Regions from separate parts of the Homo sapiens genome. Here region 1 is linked to region 2. A link is a contact called in ENCODE Hi-C or POLR2A ChIA-PET data. All regions are on one chromosome and are shown on one strand. The core of a region is the stretch at or near the end of the contact, and the rest is flanking DNA. Distances in the headings are between cores, read along the strand shown.

Evidence for each region. Hi-C counts contacts between places; a loop is a spot of excess contacts on that map. ChIA-PET counts read pairs that join two places held with the same protein, here RNA polymerase II (POLR2A). Pooled maps may share reads with other maps.
Region 1: a pooled map shows a loop between it and region 2 (4-fold over the local background). The contact joins the enhancer-like site here to the promoter of ZNF284 in region 2. A Hi-C loop is called at or near these places in 1 of 50 pooled maps. POLR2A ChIA-PET finds 5 or more read pairs at or near these places in 2 of 52 experiments (IMR-90 and activated T-cell).

Annotation. Positions count from the first base shown.
Region 1 is chr19:43,722,670-43,728,386 of GRCh38, forward strand. It overlaps SMG9 (SMG9 nonsense mediated mRNA decay factor), which reads right to left. Exons shown (of 14, transcript NM_019108.4): 14 at 5,314-5,717. Among named protein-coding and RNA genes, the nearest start is that of IRGC, 9.5 kb to the left of the region's middle. Within about 2 kb of position 4,247, at least 5 of the 41 ENCODE cell types and tissues checked have a DNase peak (open chromatin) inside an H3K27ac peak, as active enhancers do.
Region 2 is chr19:44,070,848-44,076,762 of GRCh38, forward strand. ZNF284 (zinc finger protein 284) reads left to right here and starts at 1,312. Exons shown (of 5, transcript NM_001037813.4): 1 at 1,312-1,444; 2 at 5,475-5,557. The coding sequence starts at 5,543.

The DNA.
Region 1 (5,717 bases), core at 2,997-5,496, 350 kb before region 2:
TTTGGCCTCCCAAAGTGCTGGGGTTACAGGTATGAATGACCATGCCCAGCGTATTTTTGCATTTAGTTAAATTCTGGTTTTGGGCAGTTTTAAGATCTAATTTCAATGTCTTTTCTGTAGACTGCAGTCACTTTTGGGGTGAAACAGGGAATCTGAACATGTATGTCTCAAAGTTTGACTTTGTGGCTGGGCGCAGGGCTCATACCTGTAATCCCAGCACTTAGGGAGTCCGAGGCAGCAGGATCACTTGAGCCCAGGAGTTGGAGACCAGCCTAGGCAACATGGCGAGACCCTGTCTCTACAAAAAATACAAAAAACTAGCCAGGCATGTGGCACGCGCCTGTAGGCCTAGCTACTCAGGAGGCTGAGGTGGGAGGATCACTTGGGCCTCAGAGGTCAAGGCTGTAATGGGCCATGATCGTGCCACTGCACTCCAGCCTGGGTGACAGAATGAGATCCTATCTCAAAAAAAGAAAAAATAGGCTGGGCGCAGTGGCTCACGCCCGTAATCCCAGCATTTTGGGAGGCCGAGGTGGGCGGATTACTTGAGGTCAGGAGTTCAAGACCAGCCCGGCCAACATGGTGAAACCCCATCTCCATCTCCACTAAAAACACAAAAATTAGCTGGGCGTGGTGGCAGGCACCTGTAATCCCAGCTACTTGGGAGGCTGAGGCAGGAGAATCGCTTGAACCCAGTGGGCATAAGTGGCAGTGAGCCGAGATCATGCCACTGCACTCCAGCCTGGGCAAAACCCCATCTCAAAAATAAATAAATAAATAAATATGAAAGATGTGGATACAGAAGTCAATGCCCTTTAGTTTGGCAGCACAGGGATTGGTGAGAAGGACTTAATGTGGCTCTTTCTGGTAAGGCTGGATAGAATTCTTGCGTACGTGTCTTTTCCAATAGACAAAGTCGCCAGGCTGCAGATCATGGTGTTGTAGGTCTTTGTCTCCTATGATTGTGCTGTGGAAAGATTGTTCTATCAAAATATGATTTCTATCCATTGCTTTATTAATGCCTTTACCTTAGTAAGGCTTTATTAATATTGAAGTATGTCTGTTTTGTTTTTTTTTGTTTTTTTGTTTTTGTTTTGAGACAGTGTCTCCCTCTGGTGCCCAGGCTGGAGTACGGTAGCGGGATCTTGGCTCATTGCAACCTCTGCCTCCCGGTTGAAGTGATCGTCCCGTCTCAGCATCCCGAGTAGCTGGGACTACAGGTGCACACACAACTACACCCAGCTAATTTTTGTGTTTTTGTAGAGACAGGGTTTTGCCATGTTACCCAAGCTGGTCTCGAGCTCCTGGACTCAAGCGATCCCCTTGCTTCAGCCTCCCAAAGTGTTAGGATTTTACGAGTGTGAGCCACTGCACCCAGATGGATATGTCTCCTTTTATCAATTAAGGGTCAAAAGCAGAGGAGGCCAAGTGCATAGGATGGCCTGTGACTATTTCCAAAGGTGAAAGTTTATGAGCCCCAAAGAGAGTGGCCCTTAGATTTAATAATACCAAAGGAGGAACTTAGGTCAAGGAAGGTGTAGATAAATTCTGCCAACTGGGTTTTTTGTTTTTTTGTTTTGAAATGGAGTCTCACTCTATCACCTAGGCTGGAGTGCAGCGGCTTGATCTCAGCTCACTGCAACCTCTGTCCCCTGGGTTTGAGCAATTCTCCTGCCTCAGCCTCCCAAGTAGCTGGGATTATAGGCGTGTACCACCACACCTGGCTAATTTTTGTATTTTTAATAGGGATGGGGTTTCACCATGTTGGCCAGGCTGGTCTTGAACTCCTGATCTCAAGTGATCTGCCTGCCTCAGCCTTCCAAAGTGCTGGGGTTACAGGGGTGAGCTACTGTGCCCGGCCATCCAACTGGGTTTTTATAGTTCCCCTTGTTTGTTCCACTGAGCCAGAAGATTGGGGATTGTAGACAGTGGAAATGCTGAGAAATTGGCCAAACTGAACTCACTTGTTTTATTATATGGCCAGTAAAATGGGCTCCTGATCACGATGTACTTCAAGGGGAGTTCCCTAGGTGGGAATACTTTTTTTCCAGGAGAATTTTGGCCACAGCTGAAGCAGTGGCTTGTCTACCAGGAAAGCCTCTACCCAATAGGAGAATGTGCAAACTGTTACTAGTACATATATATATATATATATATATATACACACACACACACACACACACACACACACACACACACGGAAGTGGGTAGTTGGATAAAATCCATTTGCCAAACCTTGAAGGGCCCATTAGGTAGATTAAAATGTCCAGGATCGGGATGTACACATTTTCCTGAGTTAAACTTACGGCAGGTGGCACAAGTGCCAAATAGGCTTTTTTTTTTTTTTTTGGCAGCTTTTTTTTTTTTTTTTTTTTTTTTTTTTGAGAGAGGGTCTCATTCTGTCACTCAGACTGGAGTGCAATGGCACGATCTCCACTCACTGCAGCCTTGATCTCCTAGGCTCAGGTGACTCTCCCACCTCAGCCTCCCCAGTAGTTGAAACTACTTATTTTGATATTTTTAGTAGAGACACGATTTCCCTATGTTGCCCAGGCTGGTCTCGAACTCCTGGACTCAAGCAATCCGCCCCCTTCGGCCTCCCAGAGTGCTGGGATTACAGGCCCGAGAGCCACTGCACTTGGCCAGTACAGCTTCTTTTAATGTCACTCCCCCTAATATTGTTTCATAAAACAATTTGTAAGTTCCCCAGTGGGTCAGATTATGTACTGTAGTTAAGAATATTGACTTGGAGAGAACTGGTTATCAGGCCTTAAACACAGCTTTTTTTTTTTTTTTTTTTTTTTTTTCAAATCATTGAACTAGCAGTGTGATCTTTCCAATTTTGTTCTTCCGTTTCTGGTGCCCAATTTTGTGCATCTTTGGTAATCATTTTTAGATCACCTTTTGGTGGCTCTTTTAGCTGGGCCTCAAGAGAGATTTGAGGAACCGAACCTTTAACAGCAGCATCCTTTGCGGCATTATCAGCCAAGACTGTTTCCTCTAGCTTCCGCAGAGGTTAACCTTGAATGTCCGGGAGTTTCCATAATAGCCAAGGCAGCTGGCAGCTGGATGGCATCCAGTAAGTCCCGTACATAGGATCCATTTTTAATTTGACCTCCAGTGGACGTGAGTAAACCCCTTCATTTCCATAGCAGTCCAAAATCAGGAGCAACCCCAAAGGCATATCTACTATCTGTATAGAGTAACAGATTGCCCTTTCACGAGGAGGCCAGCAAGGGCAGTGAGTTTAGCTTTTCGTGCAAAAGTAGCCACAGGGGCCAGGCGCAGCAGCTCACACCTGTAATCCCAGCACTTTGGGAGGCCGAGGTAGGCAGATTACTTGAGGTCAGGAGTTCAGGAAGACTGGCCAACATGACGAAACCCTGTCTCTACTAAAAATACAAAAAAATTAGCTGGGCATGGTGGTGGGTGCCTGTAATCCCAGCTACTCGGGAGGCTGAGGCAGGAAAATTGCTTGAATCCAGTGGGCAGAGGTTGCAGTGAGCTGAGATTGCGCCACTGTACTCCAGCTTGGGCAACAGAGCAAGACTCCATCTCAAAAGAAAAAAAAAAAAGTAGCCACAGGTAAGGGGCGGCTTCAGCAACTTCGAAGGAAGTGGTAACTACATATCTTACACAGTTTTTACCATTGTCATCTTTCAGATACGATCCATCTATATCCATAGTTCAGCCAGTTCAGCATTATCTAGCGGAAATTCTTGTAAACATTTTTTAGGGAATCAAAAGATAGTGTCAAACAGTCATGGAGAGCTGTGTGCAGTGGCTCACACCTGTAATCCCAGCACTTTGGGAGGCCAAGGTGGGTGGATCACCTGAGGTCAAGAGTTCGAGACCAGCATGGCCAACATATAGTGAAACCCCATCTCTATTAAAAATACAAAAAATTAGCCAGGGGTGGTGGCGGGCACCTGTAATCCCAGCTACTCGGGAGACTGAGGCTGGAGAATCACTTGAACCCGGGAGGCCAGAGGTTGCAGTGAGCCGAGATTGCGCCACTGCACTCCAGCCTGGGCAACAGAGCTAGACTCCGTCTCAAAAAAAAAAAAAAAACAACCTGTGGGCCTATGCCTGTATTCCCTTAGGCTTTCCCATGGTGGTTGTGGATTGGCTATTTTAAAGAAAACACGCTTGAAGGGGGAACTTATTTACATCGCTCTGATGTTGACCATCCCATAGGGCCATGGTCAGCCACTGTAGGATGTTGTTGGATTTTGGATTGGTGAGATGAGGAACAAGTGGGCTAAACTGCAAGCCACAAGGGGAAGGGGAAGTTTTACTAGGCCAAGGTGATGAGGTTTCGTTGAGTTTCAAACAATGTATGTCAGGCCTAAAAGTGGATGCCAAGGCAGCAAGTATATTGTAACACATTTATGACAGGCATGCAGAGGGATTGGAGAATGGGTAACTCAGGGTGAAAATACTCCCTCCCCTGTTCTGCTAAGGGTCACCACGTTCTGAAGCTGGAGAACTAGGGGTCAGGCAACCCATGGCAAGTACAGCCCAGCCAGCCCTCAGCCAGTTCAAGATACTGATGCTGTCGTGAGAGGCAGCCAGGGCTCTGACGGAGGCCCGCAAGATGGGGAATCTGCCAGCAGTTGCTGCCAAGTTGCAGGCCACACTTTGTTCACGGGAGAATGCAGGCTGCACGCTGGCACTACCAAGGGCACAGGCTCAGGCAAGTTGACCTGTCAATATCATGAGAGGCTACGAAATAAAGACCCTAACTCAGCCTGCATGGCTGTGATAGAAATGGCTGTGGACCCTACACCCTACCCGCACCCACGGTCATCATCAGACCGGCCAGGCATAGGCACGCCCACTTTTTAGGCTGACAAGTACCTCCAGCAGGTGCTGCTGGACCGTTACATCCTCATTATCATTGCATCAGAGCATTTGACCACCGGCCATGCCCAGCTGGCTCGCGAGATCCTGCAGCAGGGCGTTTCTCCTTCCTCTGCTCCAAGATGGAGTTTGCCACCCCCAAAGCTGCCACCCCAGCACCTTCTCTGAGGAGAGTGGGCTCAGCCAGATCCTGGATGGCTGTCAACAGTAGCTGGAAGGTCAGGGACATGCTCTGGGGTACTGGTGGCAGAGAAGGAGAGCCTGGACCCTTGAGATACTGCCCACCCCTTCCCCTTCGTCTTCCAGCAGAGGCCCAGAGTGGGAAAAGAGGTCACCCCCGGTACCAGCGCATGACTGAACTAGACTTTGTAGTGAAATAATGCTTTTTAGCTGCCATTCCCTAACAGTCGGCACTTCTCAGTCACTGGTGATAGAGACCAATCGCTTGCATTAAGGAGAAAGAGTATGTATTGGCTCATTTATTTGCAAAGTTAGAGGATTGCAAAATGCTATGTGCCCAATGCAGACCTGGCACCTGTGGATGATGGTGGCATTTAACATTTATTGAGGCTCAGCATAGGTCAGGCACTGATATGGTTTGGATCTGTGTCCCCACCAGATCTCATGTCAACTTGTAGTTTGTAGTCACCACTGTTGGAGGTGGGGCCTGGCGGGAGGGACGGCATCATGGGGGTGGTTTCTCATGGTTCAGCGCCAGCCCCTTGGTACTGTCCTCACAATAGTGAATCTGTTGTAAGAGCTCGTGGTTTCAAAGTGTGTGCCACCTGCCCCCTCTTGCTCCTGCTCTGGGCATGTGAAGTACCTGCTCCCAGTTCACCTTCCGCCATGATTGT
Region 2 (5,915 bases), core at 62-2,561:
TTGCCCTAAGCGATTTCCAGCTTGAGATTTCCTTAGTGATTTTGGGGGCCCAAGATATTTTCCTTTCACAATACTAAGCAGTTTAATTTCTCTTAAATGTGGCATTTCCACGTCTAAAGAATATTAATATGAAAACTTTAAAAGTGGGAAGATAGCTTTTCCAGGAGGGCAATTGGCCCTCCATATTGGCCCTTGACAGGGCAGGAGCATCGCCATCTTGGACAAACACTGCCATTTTAAAGTTCGCGTTGATCAAAAACTGCCTAAATCCAAAGGGCATCAGCCTAATGGCTAAGGTCAGCATGACCATAAACCACAAATGACATCTCCAATCAGAAACATTCCAACCATAAGATAAACCCCTCCCTGACCAGAGACATGCCAGCACCGAGATAACCTCCCTTCCATTGGAGAGATGTCAGTCCCAAGATAACTTCCCCTCCAACCAGAGATATTCCAACCCCACAACAGACTTCTCCCCAATACAGAAACATTCTAAGCCTGTGGTAAGCTCTCTCTCCCTAAAGCCAATACATACTCTTAGTCCGTAAGAGAGAGCGCTCCTGACTGCAATCGGCCAGAAGGCCCTCTCGGTTTATTCTCCAAAACGAACCTGTCTTTGACTGTTGAGCCGCTTTTCGTGTTTTTTTTTTTTTTCTCTTTAACTCTTACAGCCCTCTTAAACACTTAAACTGTGGTTGTTTTTCTTGCCAAACCAGTGGTACAACAGTGTCTGGTTGTACCAGGGGCTGGTGCCCCACTCAATGCCTCTCCCAAACCATTTTTCCTGGCCCATTATTTAAGCTCTTAGATTTAGCCTCATACTATTAGCGTCTAGTATATTAGCCTTTCAGCCATCTCCTGACCGCTCCACAGTCACTCCCCGCTAACTCCTTGAAGATTGTATCTCCTTGCTTTGTTCTCTTTCAGTAACACTCCTGTCATCATGGGAGGCGTGTAGACTTCAGGAATTCCTGTCTATTCAATATTTTCTCTCGAGGACGCAGGGAGAGGGAAGGACCACTCTCAGGGCCACAGTCCATATTCCAAACCAGGCGCTTGGGTCTATGGGATTCATTCCTCGTGGGCATTGCAGGAAGTGTAGTCAAAGAGCACCGCGGAGTCCCACGCTTCCCGCCGGAAGGTGATACTATAGAACGTCTCCTTTGAGATTCAAGGAAGTGTAGCGCAGGAGATCTGTTGAATGACGAGCAAGTAGGCTCAGGACGGCGTATCCGGGGAATTCTGGGAAATGTAGTTCACACGCTGCGCGGGGTAGGGGCACTTCCGCTCCCGGGGGGCGAGGTTGCTGCAGTGCATTCGGTGGTAGTTTGGTGTCAGTCCTGTGTCTTGTCGGTCCTTCTAAACGTGTCCCCTTACGATGCTGGCTCGCAACCACCTGGAAGTTGACTAAGGGGAGAAGGAGTCTCGTTGGAAAACGGAGGTTTGGAGGGACAACGGCCTCTCTTTTCGTTCTTGTCAGCGGAGCCTTCTTGGTCTTGGGGCTGTCCTCGCGTCCCCGGGCATGAGGCTGGGGGTTGGGACTTGGTCGGGACGCGTCTCGCCTGGTTTGAGGGTTTTTGGGGCTCTCAGCTCGCTCAGTCCGCCTCCCTCCATCCCACCTGTGAGGCTACTTTCTCACAATTTAGGGTTGGGATGTTATTAATCTCCCTGTACCTCCCACTGCTGTTCTTTAAAATGGGGACTTTAGGACCATCCTAATGAAATCGTTTTGGGAACTGGAAGAGGTAACACAAATGAAAGCCTTAAAGCAGCCCCTCCCTTAGTGACTGGTGGTCTCTTCTTAGTGTTTATTTCCCACGAAGCCTGTCAGGTCCCCGGGTGGGGTCAGAGCTCCATCTGCAGGGATCCCCGCCCTTGTCTCTGATTCCTGCAGGACGCTGGGTGATCCCGGACGCTTCTGACCTCTTTTTAGGAAGGCGAGGGTTGTTTCCATTTCCACGAAGGGAGAGGAACATTTAACTTTTATGCCGGACGGCAATGCGGTCAGGGTGTTTCACAGCTTTCTCCTTCCCCAGCCTGATTCTCAAAAAGAGCTGCAGGGAGGGACTTCTTGGCTACTGAGGGCAAAGTTCCACGAGAGTGGTCCTTGGCTTTTTTTCTTTTACAGAGATGCTCACCCCGACCAAGAGTGTAGGATGTGTCCTCAGGCATGGGTGTTGATAATAATTAAGCCTCAATTGGTAACTTTATCCCAAGAGCTTTATACAAGTAGTCACATTTTCGCCACACCGTGGCTCTGTGGAGAGGTACTACTTTTTTCAGTTTTAAAGATGAGTGAGATACAAAGGAGCAGGAGTTATCTGAGAATAGTCACCTAAGCAGTAAGAGGTGGAGCTGCGGTTGAAACCTGGGCGTTACAGGTCAGAGCCTTAGTTGATAATCTTTTGGATACATTCTCATTGAGGCAGAGGAACTAGCTGGAATCTAGTGGGGAAAGCAAGCTAGGACTTGATTGAAGGGAGCCTTGAGAGCAAGGCTTATGGGCTTGGACTGTTCTGGGAGTTTATCAACTATTTCATTCATTAGAACTATTTCATTTATTACAAATATTTCACTTGTTATGCAGCGGTATGATTGTGGAGCGTTCAGAAATTGGAGAAATACGAGTAGTACAAGTTTATAATTACCCATGAATCCAGCATGTAAAGATAGTAACTGTTAAACTTCGAGTGCATTTTTTTTTTTTTTTTGAGACAGAGTCTCACTGTGTTGCCCAGGCTGGAGTGCAGTGGCACGATCTCGGCTCACTGCTAACTCCGCCTCCCAGGTTCACGCCATTCTCCTGCCTCAGCCTCCTGTGTGAGTAGCTGGGACCACAGGCGCCCGCCACCACGCCCGGCTAATTTTTTTGTAGTTTTAGTAGAGATGAGGTTTCACCGTGTTAGCCAGGATGGTCTTGATCTCCTGACCTCATGATCCACCAGCCTCGGCCTCCCAAAGTGCTGGGATTACAGGCGTGAGCCACCGCACCCGGTGCATTTCTTTTTGGTCTTTCTTTGGCATATTTGCATATTTATTTATAAACATTTAAACAAAATTTTATGATTAAAAAAATGTGTTTTCCCTTATGTGTTTAACTATGGAAATTTGGAAACACTGCCAAGAGGGAAATAGCTAGTGAACTTACATGTTATATCATGCTCATCCTAATTTATCTCATCGTTATCTCATTTTTTTTTTGGTAAATGTTTCCTGATATTGGCCGGGCATGGTGGCTCACGCCTGTAATCCCAGCACTTTGGGAGGCCGAGGTGGGCGGATCACCTGAGGTCGGGAGTTTGAGACCAGCCTGACCATCATGGAGAAACTCCATCTCTACTAAAAATACAAAATTAGCCAGACATGGTGACGCATGCCTGTAATCCCAGCTACTCGGGAGGCTGAGGCAGGAGAATCGCTTGAACCCGGGAGGCGGAGGTTGCAGTGAGCCAAGATTGCACCATTATACTCCAGCCTGGGCAACAAGAGCGAAACTGCATCCTCTGCCTCCCGGTCTCAAAAAAAAAAAATATTTAACGTTTTATTTTCATATCATTTGAAACCTATAGAAAAATTGCAAAAATAGTGTTAGAAATTCTCATATACTCTTTACCCAAATTTGCCAAATGTTTACATTTTTCCTGTTTGCTTTGTTCTTGCTGATCACCCAGATACCACCAGGAACATACCTGTAGCCAGAGACAGTTGCTTGTAGCTTTCTGCAGCAAAGAAGCCCACATTTCAAGATAATTGTGGGGTGTCTTGGTAAGAGGTGTTTAGAAAGGGCTGGTTATAGGGTTTCACATAACATGCTAGATACTATTAGATATTATACTGGCTAGGCATGGTGGCTTATGTCTGTAATTGTAGCACTTTGGGAGGCCGAGGCAGGTGGATCACTTGAGGCCAGGAGTTCAAGACCAGCCTGGCCAACATGGAGAAACCCCATCTCTACTAAAAATACAAAAATTAGCTGATTTGTCCACTGTGAAGTTACTTTTTTAAAATTTGAGGGGGCGTGCGCCTGTAATCCCAGCTATTAGGGAGGCTGACGCATAAGAATCATTTGAACCTGGGAGGCAGAGGCTGCAGTGAGCTGAGATGGCGCCCCTGCACTCTGATCTGGATGACAGAGTGAGACTCTGTCTCAAAAAAATAATTAAATATTATATTAAATAATATTGTTATCTATTACATATCACATCTGTTAAAAAGCTAATAATAGTAGTTGTAGTGTCATTTATTAGATAGTGTTGGATACCATATTACATAACGTTGTTATCTAATCTGCAGCTTCCATATTTAAATTTATTCAGTTTCTTCTTTTGGTCCTTATAACTATCCCTTGCCCCACTTTTTACCTGTAACCCCATTCAAAGTCCAATTTTATGCATTGTCTTTATTGTCACATTTCTATACTTTTGTTTAATCTAGAAGGATTCCACAGCCTTTGTCTTTTATATGCATGGTTTTTTGAAGAGTATAGGCAAGTTGTTTTGCAGAAAGACATTCATTTGGGGTTTGTCTGGTAAATTTCATGTTTACGTTTAGAGTATGCATGATTGGCAGGGATACCATAGTAGTGGTGAGATGTCCTTTTCATTGCAACCTAACAGTGTCCAAATGATGTTGGTTTGTCCCTTCACTGGTGATCTCAACTTTGTTCACTTGGCCAAGATGAAGTCTTTCAGATTTGTCCACTGTGAAGTTACTTTTTTTAAATTTTGAAAATAATAAAGTTCCTTATGGGGAGATACATGATTAGTGGACATTCTACTGTAAAGAAGAGTTTCCATTTCTCCCCCATTTATTCATTCCTTCATTCAACTATAAATATTCTATTGATATGGACTCAGAATTCAGTCTTACTGATTTCAATGACATGTAGATTAACAATTATTTTTTCCAATTCTATCAAGATGTATTTCACATATAGCTTTCACCCATTTCAGGCATGGAACTCCGTGATTTTTAGGAATTTTGTGAAGTGGAATAACCATGATCATGATTCAGTTTAGATCATTTTTATCTCCCAGTTGGACTCCTTGTGCCCATTTATAGTTAAACCTCATTCTCATCTCAAATGTGAAGCAACCACTAATCTACTTTCTCTATGATACATTTGCCTATTCTGAACATTTCATATAAATGCGATCACACAGTCCATGGGTTTTTGTGACTGCCTTCTTTCATTTAACATAATGTTTCCAGGGTTCATGCATGTTGTAGCATGAGTCAATATTTCATTTCTTTAAATTTCCAAGTAAGATTTCATTGTATGGATAGGCGACAATTTGTCCATTTACCCATAGGAAGGCATTTTGGTTGTGTGCAATTTTGGGTTATTATGAATAATGCCCCTGTGAACATTCAAGTGCTAATTCACAACACATGTTCATACTGTTGGGTGGCATCACTGACCACCCCTTCATGTCTCTTTTTTTTTTTTTGCCTTCCATGGCATGTTTCAGGCACAATTCTGTCTTCTCTTGAACTGCATAACTGAGAACTCTGCAAATTCCCCAAAGAAGGAGGAAAAATGACCATGTTCAAGGTGAGTAAGTCTGGTCTCTTTTGCTGTTCAGATTCTGTTTTGCTACTTAAGATTGTCACATGTTTTTCTCGGTCTTGGGAAGACTCAAGGAGAACAACAGTTATTTGTGCACCTGTTGTGTGCCAGATGCTTCCTTGTTTCTTTTGTGTTGAATTTGCGTTTGGATTTGATTTTGTTTACTTTTACCATTATTTATGTTATGAGTAGAAATTTAGTGGGAAGGAACAATTCTCCCATTTCACTACATCTTTTCTCACTAATTAGGCATTTTTATTTTCTCATGCTATTCCTCATGTATATTCATAACTGTATTTGTATTGATACTTATCTAATTTAAATTGTGTTCTTTGTGTTTAAT